Linked DNA regions of Homo sapiens: region 1 is linked to region 2. Evidence: read pairs that join two places in POLR2A ChIA-PET (ENCODE). Cell type or tissue: B cell. All regions are shown on one strand. Each heading gives the region's core, and the rest is flanking DNA. Links, peaks and the distances in the headings are about the cores only. Region 1 overlaps DAP (death associated protein). Region 2 overlaps ANKRD33B (ankyrin repeat domain 33B).

The links. Peaks named below come from ENCODE experiments on the same cell type or tissue, not always from the same donor. Only the 100,000 strongest peaks of a DNase experiment are listed, where the experiment ranks them.
Region 1: POLR2A ChIA-PET joins it to region 2 with 6 read pairs; 5 of 35 experiments call an interaction of 5 or more read pairs at or near these places.

Annotation. Positions count from the first base shown.
Region 1 is chr5:10,704,253-10,709,635 of GRCh38, forward strand. All of the region lies in intron 2 of DAP (death associated protein), which reads right to left. Among named protein-coding and RNA genes, the nearest start is that of DAP-DT, 54 kb to the right of the region's middle. In B cell, for the core only: no CTCF peak of the experiment used is centred there; no DNase peak of the experiment used is centred there.
Region 2 is chr5:10,641,706-10,647,088 of GRCh38, forward strand. All of the region lies in intron 3 of ANKRD33B (ankyrin repeat domain 33B), which reads left to right. Among named protein-coding and RNA genes, the nearest start is that of ANKRD33B, 80 kb to the left of the region's middle. In B cell, for the core only: no CTCF peak of the experiment used is centred there; a DNase peak (open chromatin) is centred at 2,188; H3K27ac peaks cover 318 bases.

The DNA of each region.
Region 1 (5,383 bases), core at 84-5,083, 62 kb after region 2:
TTAATTTTTCTACAGCAAAATGTATGGATATTACACTAAGTAGGATTTAGGGACCATAAATATCCTCACATCAGCTCAATTTTTGCCACCATGAGTTTCAGTGTGAAAACATAAAGCCCTCTGCAGTTTTCTGAGTGCTCTGGAATGTGTATTTGCCTTGGAGACATGGGCACTTTCCGCTCACCACTTCCTATGTGTCTCTGTGCTGTCGCCCAGTCTGCTGCCAAGAAAGGGAAATGGATTAGAAACAGGTAAGACGGTAAAACTGTCAGGAGGTAAAAAGATTACTCCTGGATTACATGGAGATGCCATGGTCAGCTCTATACACTTATCTGTATAGAGTAAAATTGGATTCATTCAATTAAGTGAAACCCTTGGCAAAGCAGAATAGAACAAATGTAATCAGGGAATTTTCCCCAAATTGTATCTTGGTCTTTTCTGGGTTAATAGAACTGAGCACCAACACCTGTCTTCTGTTTGTGTGGCCTTTCACTGATTCTAGAGCCCGTTGCCTGTGATCCCTCAGTCTTTCCTGCGCAGTGTACAGGGCCAGGAGCCCACAAGCATCACTGACCTCCTTTTCATACAGGTGAGAAAGCAGCTTAGAGGTAGACAGTCCCTGTGGTCGAGGGAATGGGAGGAAGTGGAGCCAGGACAAGCACGTGGGTCCTCAAACTTTCTGGCTAGCTCTGGTCTTCCTACACCTGTCGGATGCACAACCTCAGAATTGTGGCCCAAAATACATTCTGCCTGGCTCTCATCCTGCAATGCAATTTGAGTAGCCTGTGGTCAACTAAATTCTGGAAACACTACTTCCTGTATCCTCCTCTGAGAGACTGAAATGCCCCTTAGTGTAATGGGGCTCTGAGTCATCTTAAGGAAACCAGATTAACTTCCTTTCACCCATTTCCTGATGCGTTTGAATCAGGAAGCCTTTTGGGCAGAACTTCCATTAGCATCAGCCCACCGCGGCCCACACTACACACGGTCGTGACACATGTATTAAAGGCTGAGTTGCAATTGTGTTCCATATTTTATGTAGAGGTGAAGGTGGTTTACACATTTTGGAAAGAGTTTTACCTCGGAGGCTAAATAGGGGTCACAGTGATCTAGTGGGAGGCCCAGGCTAGGGAATCCATTTCTCCATCCTCCTTTTCTCCACCACTGGGTCACGTGCTGTTTGGTCACTGGAAGGACAAGTCTGTGTGGCAGAAGCCTGGGCTCTCTCCACTGCTGTGTGAGAACAAGGCTGTGCATTTGGCCCCAGCCTTTCAGCTGCCTTGTCATTTGTGATGAAACAGAAGCAGTTCCATGCAGGGCCACATGCCCTCATGGTGTGTACTATCTGGGCGAAACCTGTCAGACAACGGGCATTTTTCATAGAGAAAGGAGAACTCAACTTTGGTCTAAGATGCTCTCTGCCCTCCTGCAGTTTTCCTTTCCTACTCAGTATCATCTTTCATGGGGAGAGAAGCAGATTTAAATGTAAGGTGCAGTCATACCTTTGAGTGCTGATTTTCTTTTGTTATGATTTGATATACCTATGTGTTGAAAAATTCCACAAATTATGAAATCCTTGGTTAGGTGGGTATGCTGGACCAGGTGTGCTTGGTGAGACATTAGTTCCATGAGCCATAAAAAAAGTGACATTCCTTTGGGGATTTACTGCCCCTGAATCATGTGAGAGCCCCAGAAACAAAGCATTTCTCAAATATGCATCATTTTAGGTAGATGAGAAAGAAGCCACAGTCACCTCCGCCCTCTGGACTGCAGAGAGCTTAGCTCACATCGGCATTTGCATCCAACAGCACAACATGGAAAGCAGTACACAACAAGAACAGGCAGAAGTGTCTTCATAAACACATTTTGCCTAAATATTCTGTATTAACCACAGCCATCCACTTACAGGGTGTTAGGATAACTTTTAGTTCTAGGTGCTTGACTATAAAATGATGGCGATACATCAACTACTAATGAACATACTACTAATAATAGCTAGTATTTCTTTCTGACTCTGGGCCCAGAACTATTCTATGTACTGGAGACACATTAACTCATGTAATCTTCACAACAGTCAGCTTAGGTAATATTATTAATAATCACAGTTTACAGATAAGGACACATGCACAGAGAGGTTGAATAACCTGCCTAAGGCTACACAGTGAGTAAGAGGAGAAGCTAGGAACCAAACTCACAAGTGTGACACCGAAGCCTGGGCTCCTAACTGCAGCTGATGCTTTCAAATCCAAACCTCAAATGCATTAATGCCTTATATGGCTTGGGCACAATCTTGAGAATTTATTCAAATGTTACCTGGTTTGTCAGAAAATCGGACAGAGATGGACTTGTTAAGACAAACTCACTTTACTAATCAGTGACGAGGCAGTTGAGAAACATTTTACCTGGAAGAATTTCTTGTCTCTTGTTTATGAGACAAAAATGATGATCGGATTTGATAAAGACACACTTTTACTAACCTAGAAACAGTATCCAAATTTAATACATTAAATTGTACCTAATGAAGAGGCCAACAGATGTGTGCACCTGATCCTATGCTGTAGGTGGGAGCACTGCCCTCGAGAAAAGGGCTCAGCATTCCAGAAAAGCCCAGAAAAACCCGATGCACACGGCATGCTTCAGGTCCATCTTCATGAACAACACGAACATCCTGTGTCCTCCCCTAATTAGGTAACCTGGTCACGCGCTTCCTCCTTTCTTGATCTGAATTCCCACAACTATAAGAGGGAAGGATGGCAGGCTAAGTTCAAAACCCACATGGAGAAGTCAGAGGGGACTGGCCTTAAAAAAAGCCATGGGTCTGTCCCCAAGTCAGTCGGCCAGTTTGCAACGTCTGAGGTGGCTGGGGCTCAATGTCAAATGAATAATGAAAACTCAACTGGGCATTTACATTTAAGCCAAGTGCTATGAAGGGGAAGGCCAAGGTGCTAAAGGAGCACACAGCAGGGGTTTAAACTGGTTTGGAGGGCCAGTGAGATTTCAGCTGATATCTGAAAGGTGTAGCTTAGTCAGCTGAGCAAGTGTTGAGAGGCAGACATGTGGGTGGGTTCGGGAATGGGAGAACTGCCCAAGGGTGCATTCTGCCTTTTCTCAACAGCAGCACAAACTTGAGTAATTTAAAGATTCATATTCAAAACCCCGTAACAATGTGGCCCCAGCACTGAGCTGAGGGCAGGAGAGCTGGTGGTGTGATGCACGGGTGATGTGGTGCATAAACTATGTGGTGCACAGGCAGTGTGATGCATAGGTGGTGTGATGCATGGGTGCTGTGATGCAGGGGTGGTGTGATTTGCGATCAGTGTGGTGCACAGGCAGTGTGATGTGATTTGTGAGCAGTGTGGTGCACAGGCGGCGTGATGTACAGGTGGTGTGATGCACGGGTGGTGTGATTTGCGATCAGTGTGGTGCACAGGCGGCGTGATGTACAGGTGGTGTGATGCATGGGTGGTGTGGTGTGTGGGTGGTATGGCACACAGGTGGCGTGGCATAGGAATCATGTGATGCACAGGTGCTATGGTGCAAAGATGGTGTGATGGATGGGTGGCACTGGATGAGTACTGGCTCTGCTCATCATCCAGTTCTCTTTTAGATTAAATTCTCCATGAATCACATTAATTTGGTGCCTCACCCCATGCTGTCGCTACCTCCAAGTGGCTCTAATTCTTATTTAGGCTTGAAATTCTTAAGAGTTGGATGCTACACTGAAGAGCTGAATCATCCTTTAATATTAAGTACAAAGGAATTTCACGGGCAATACAAACTTGAGCATTGTTACAACTCCAGGCAGATATACCAACAGGCAGATTATAAAGGGCATATGCTGTCAGAGCAGAGAAATAACTTGGGAGAATATAAACTGAAATGACCACTTTGAGGAGGAAAATTTTTAAACCAAATTATTAATTCTTCTCTACTCTGGAATTGCTTAAAAGATTTTCTATCAAATGGCTTTCCTACATTTTCAGTATGACCCACAATAAAAACCTGGATCATTTTACATTGTGATGCAGTGGGCACAAGTGCACACACACACATAGAGACACACAGACACAGACACACACATATACACACACAGATACACACAGACGCACATACACACATGCACAGACATACATACACACACACATGCAGACACATACACGCACACAGGCATACACATATACACATATCAGACACACACACACACACACACACGCACATATCTCCCTAAACAAACAATTCTGCCCCTTGTATCCTGGGATGCACTAATCCCATGTAATATGGGATCTGTATGGTCCCATCCCTGCTGATCTCCATCCACTCAACTGACTTCATGACCCACCAACGGGCTATAGCGTACAGTGTGAAAAGCACAGCGACTCTGAAACCATGTTATTAATGATAACAGTTTCCACACTTCCACTTTTCTTTGTCATCGTAAGCAATGGGGGAAAGTCCTTGTGCGGTTGTGCAGGTGGACTCCTACACTGCAGGCCCATATAGGAATGCGTTTGGGGTCAACAGATAAGGCTCTGGATGCTGTGAAATGTTCTCAGCACCTCTAACTAGGGTGCAGGAGCACAGGAGCACAGCTGTGCCTGTTGTTGGGTGAGTGATTTTTCTGACAGAGTAAAACCTTATTTCGTTGGATTTCACTAATTTGAAGTTCATGTTCATTGGGTCAAAGGTTATAGGCAACATAAACAAGATAGTAGAAAGAATATTAAAATCAAAAGACCCTCAATCTACAAATAATTGATACGTTCATTACAAGTAATCCTCCTTTGTGCTTTCAGTCACATCTCCTCTACGAGGAATTCACCTGGCACCTCTGGAATAGACAAGCATGTGCCATGGCTTGATCATGAAAGTACCACCATATTTCTTTGTATTTAATAATCTGGATTTTTAAAAAGCACATCTGACTACCATTCACTATAATTAACACAAATAGCTGAAGTTCTACTGTATGAGGTATGCATTATAAATGTTTTTAGGTTTGCTATTCAGGACGTGTACATGCATTCCTATAAAAACCCAGGTGAGTTACTGGGGAAAGAAGATGAATAAAAGTCCGACTATGCGATGCTGCAGCCGTGGAGCTCACACAGTGTGACTACTGCATGGTGTGGTGTGCCAGACCCAAACGCAGGACACTCCCAGAGTAACGAGGTAGGTAAGGGAGCCCAGTACATCAATCCCACCACTGGGGAGAGCTTGGAAAGGATTTTCAATTCCAACCTCATTGCTTGGGTGTGTTCAAAACATCCCACTGCACTGCCCAGAGGGTTGCCTCGTGGTCAGATGGGTTTGGCAAATGGTTAAACAGGGCTGTGTGGCTTTCTCCGAGGCATGGTCTCCAGGCCAGGTCACAAGCTAAGGTGCA
Region 2 (5,383 bases), core at 304-5,303:
ACCTTAGGGGATTCTTTAGTCTTAGGAGATGCTATAATAAAAATAAGTTCAGTGAATGAGAATAGAGGCTTCAAAGATGAAAACTTTCTTGGAAATAAAAAAAAAAACATAATTAAAAACGAGTCCTATCGATTGTACTTTTGATTCAGAGATGATAGTTTTATTTTAAAAAAACGAGATATCAGTTTCAACAGAGTTTCGGCCCTGCCTGCCCTCATCAATGAGAAATGGTTCCTACTAATTAAATGGTAATTATGTGATGCTTTTGTGTTTGGCGGGAGCTTCAGACACTTTTACTATTTCTGGATCTAGTTATAATTGGGCGTAGATGTTTGGTAATTGACTTTTTCAACTGAACATTTATGATGTCAGTCACATCACTGCACTTTCCCATTGAATTAATTTGAACTGCAAACCTTTTTTAGGTCAGTTGCCCTCTAATCGCTCCGTTTGACTGCCGTGCTTTCTTCCCTGGGTCTCCTGGGGGTTTCAGGCATGTGTGACAGCATTTAGAGGATTCCAGAAACACCTTGCACATCTCTTGGAACGATGAGTCTGCGGGCAGTGGGTTTACTGCTGACATTGCTCTTCCCCCATCAGTTATTTGGATACAAATTTGACATTAGATTTGAGACTCTCCCTCCCCTATTCTCCACTTTGCAAGCCCATCCCCCATCACAGTCTAGAACAATCCACGGATTATTGTCTGTGGGATCCTCTAGTGAGTCTCTCCCTGTCCTATACGAGGTACAGAGCAGGAGCTGAACAGAAACAGTCCAGGAACCAGGACCCAGTTTCAAATTCATCTTCTCCACTTCCCATCTCTACACCTGCAGCCTGTCACTCACCTCTCTGGGCCCCAGTTTCCTCTTCTATAAAATGAGGCTAATGATAGCACCCACCGCAGGAAGGTGGGATGCGGATTGGGCACGTTCACAACAGAACAGCCCTCGGGTGCATGCTGGGCTTGGAGAAGCCTTCGGACATGTTGGTTGTGATTATTGTTATTATTATGATTATTGGTGAGTTTATGTGTTCAATAGTTATCTGTTAAGTGAATGAAAAAATACGGTTTGTTTTTCCCTTTGAGAAATATCTTGTAAATGAGATACTTAAACTTTCTTAATGAGGGTAGTAAGCCCCTACCTCAGGGTTTTTGTTTTTTGCTTTTTTGTTCTGTTTTTGTTTGTTTGTTTTGCTTTGTTTTGTTTTGTTTTGAGACGGAGTCTCACTCTGTCGCCCAGAGTGGAGTGCAGTGGCGCGATCTCGGTTCACTGCAATCTCTGCCTCCTGGGTTCAAGCAATTCTCTTGCTTCAGCCTCCTGAGTAGCTAGGACTACAGGCATGCACCACCACATCCAGCTAATGTTTGTATTTTTAGGAGAGACAGGGTTTCTCCATATTGGCCAGGCTGGTCTCAAACTCCTGACCTTGTGATCTGCATGCCTCGTCCTCCCAAAGTGCTGGGATTACAGGTGTGAGCCACCGCACCTGGCCAGGGGTTTCTTAATTTCAGCACTACTAACATGCAGAGCCAGATAATTCTTTGTTGTGGGGGCTGTCTTTCAAATTGTAGGATTTTTAGTGGCATCCCTGGCCTCTACCCACAAGATGACTGTAGCACCTCTTCAGTTGTGACAACCAAAAATGTCTCTAGATGTTGCTCAAAGTCTCCCAGGTTGGGGGAAAAATTGCTTCCCATCGAGAACCACTGATATAAATAATTTAAATGGGAAAGGATATACAAAGTGAGAAGAGACATTTTCCCCTCTGTGTACTCTTCCTCGCTTGTTCTGTATTCCTCCCTCAAATAAAAGTGTGACATCTTGGCCGGGCATGGTGGCCCACGTCTGTAATCTCAGCACTGTGGGAGGCTGAGGCGGGTGGATCACCTGAGGACAGGAGTTCGAGACCAGCCTGGCCAACATGGTGAAATCCCGCCTCTACTGAAAATACAAAAAAAATTTAGCCGGGCATGGTAGCACAAGCCTGTAATCCCAGCCACTCGGGAGGCTGAGGCAAGAGAATCGCTTGAACCTAGGAGGCGGAGGTTGCAGTGAGCCGATATCATGCCACTGTATTCCAGCCTAGGCAACAGAGTGAGACTCTGTCTCAAAAAAAAAAAAAAAAAAAAAAGAGAAGTGACATCTTGTTTAGGGAACTTTTGAGCTGCCCTCTTAAGCTTTGGTTGTAGTGTAGAACTTACGGAATATTTTCATCTTCTACTATTACTACTAAGCTTACAGTTCTCCCAAGAAAAGTGGGTTTTATTTTCCTTTGACAGTAGATGGGTAAGAATTAAAAAAAAAAAAAAAAGTGTTGAATTGCTTCCCCAGGATTAGTGGAGAGCAATAAGGACAGATGTTGATATATTTCTAAAATTCACACAAATATTTTAAGTCTTATTCTTTCCATTTAAATACGTGATATTAAGAAAAAAATAAACCATTTAAAGAAACTAATAGCCAGAGCCTTTCTTTTAGATTGACACTTCAGATTGTAATAAAAAGTATAACCGGGTTCTGAGAGGCTGATCGATTGCATCTTTGGTTTGGCTTCGTAAGGAGTAATGCAGGCTCTGCTGAAGAGCATCACAAGGGAGTTGCAGAACCTTGTTAATTCACTGAAATATTAATGCCCACAGTGACAGGTCTATTTAAATAGGTGGCTCTGAGAAGCGTATCGAGGATGTGATTTTTTTCTGAAGAGAGGCAGAATCTGTGGAGGTTGCCAGGTTCCAGGCTTGCTTAAGGGAGCTCACTTTCAGACCTGAAGTGTGGTGTAACTGCCGCAGCCTTCAGGAAGCAAAAACAAGCAGCAATAACCTCAAATCTTCCTGTGATTCCAAGGCGCAAAGTGGATTTAAAGGACGGCGAGGAACAGAGATCAGAGATGCTCCCGCTGTGGGTCAGAGGGTTGCTCTTGTCTCAGGGAAGCCCTGATATCTCTTTCTGGAAAGTCAGATGATTTCCAACCATATAGAGGTTTCTTTCTGTTTATAAGGAAAACTTAAATTTCCTATGAAGTGTGAATTTGCCATGTAGAATTGTTTGAAGTCATTAGCCAGAGAAAGGATGAAAAGTCAAGCATTCTGTGTCACCTGCAAAGCAAACCTCGAGACAAGGACTTGGGGGCAAGTAGTTTTGAGGGATGGTGGCCCCAGGAAGTGGAGTGAGGGGGCAGCAAGTGAGATTGGGAAGAATGGAAGCTAAGAAATGTCCACCAATGAGCAGGTTCCTCTTGTGGGCAGCTGGGACTCAGACCCCCTGGACCCTCCACTATGAGGAAAAGATATCGCAGAGATGCTGGGAAGTTTATTTCCCAACTCCAGTGCCTCTTTGAGGGGAGATGAGAACTTTGAGCACACTTCCCACCTGCTATGTGGTGGGGGTGGCTTGTCCTCCCTGCTGGGCTGGAGCACAAGCTCTTTCTTGGACCCTGCATCCAGATTTGTCATCCCGATTATACCCACAATGCCCAAGATACAGGCTGGAGGTGGCACAAGGGGAGGCAGTGAGGGCTGGTCCACAGTGGTCTCCTGTGGCCAGGAAAGGCCCCCTGGCAAGAGGGAGACCTGAGCTAGGGTTTGTAGAGTGGATAACATGGGGGTGGGTGGGGGCTGGTGGAGAAGCAGGAAAGGAAGTGACACATTCAGGGCTTCACGCTCCACCCACCTCCTGCTAGTCCTGGGCCTGGCCATGGCTCCCAGAGAAAGCCTTCTTGAGAATGAGTGATGGAAAGTATAGATTTTTTTTTCCCATTAGCACCTGTTTGGAATGTTTTTGGCTGCAAGTAACAGAAATCCTGACTAGACAGTGGCTTAAAGAAAACAGGCCGCATTTCTCAGCTCCCTGGAAGTCTGAGGTTGGCAGTCACCCTCCAGAGCTGGCCCTGGATTCCATGAGGACAACAGTGGTTTCCTCCTGTCCATTTGGCTCCCCTTAGCCTGTTGATCTGTCACCCCTTGATTCCACGAGAATCACCCAATATGTGTTTCAGACAGGAAGCTGCAGCAGCACCAACCATGCTGGTCCCTTTCGTCAGGAGGCAGAACCCTCTTTAGGGCTCAGTCACCAGTGCTGGGTTGCTTGGCTACTTTTAGCTGTAAGGGAGGCTGGAAGAATGGGGAACAGGATTGCAGCCGTTAGATTCCAATAGTGATTCTCAGCTGGAGGTAATGTTGCCCCAGGGGACATTTGGCCACGTCTGTAGACATTTTTGGTTGTCAGAACTGGCGGACTGCTACTGGCATCTAGAAGAAGGTAGAGATCAGGGATGCCGTTAAATGTTCTCCAATGCACAGGACAGCCCACACCAAATAATTACCTGGCCTAATATGTCAACAGTGCTGAGGTTCAGAAGTCCTGGGTTAGACTGATCGTGATGCATTGCCAAGAACTGAGGATGTTGCTGCCTCAAGTGAAATAGAGGATTTTGTGTAGACTTAGAGCACTCAACAAGGCAGCGAGTGGACCCATGGGTGGCAGCTCCACTTTTGTCCACATGATTGAGCCCTGGGCAAAACAACACTGGGTGGGAGATGACGATGCTGGGGGGTCTGCTGGCGAGAAGATGGATACAGTGGCATTTCAGAAATCCTCTGTATTCTCTGGAAGGTATTTGTATAAAATGTTAATAATCGGTACTTATCTTTTATAATTTAATTGCTGTGTTCATGTCATTAATATAACCCTTTACAGTTGCTTCCTAAGGCAGCAGATCCCTAATTTATAGCATGACTCTGATTCTAGGGCTCAGTGGCCTTTGTTCCTTAGAATGTTTGTATTTTCTGAGATCATTTTGAAAAGATAGGTGAACATCAGGACGAAGAGTGCAAAACTTTGGACAGATCTTCCTCTGGTTTTCCATTAGCATTTGAAAAATGTCTCTTTCAGGCAGTGTTCATTAAGATTTTAATTTTATAGTTTGTTCCTTTTTTAAGTGACATGCAATTAATTAAGGTTTAATGTGTCATCTATTTTTTGCAATGACACTTTTACTGCCCCCTTTTCATTTTAGTCAGTTTATAAATTGTACTCTAGCTAATGAGTTCCATCCTGATATCCAGTTCCAAATAATTACCACTCTTCTAATATGGCTATTCTTTAATGTGTCACAGAACTAAGATCCTTACCAGGCAAGCTCAGGTGAGCTGGGTCTGCCAGAGCCATGAGGCCACTGTGGGCCAACAGGCCAGGGCAGTGGCTGGGGACCCGACCTTCCTCAGTTCAGCACACGTTGATCAGCCATCACATGTCAGACTCCTGGGTCTGCATGGGATATAAATGAAGAAGCGTCTGTCGGGTCCGGTCCCCTTTGAGCTCACAGACTAGATAATTGCCCTAGTTCTCCATGTTGCTTTGCTGGTGGAGATATGACTAAT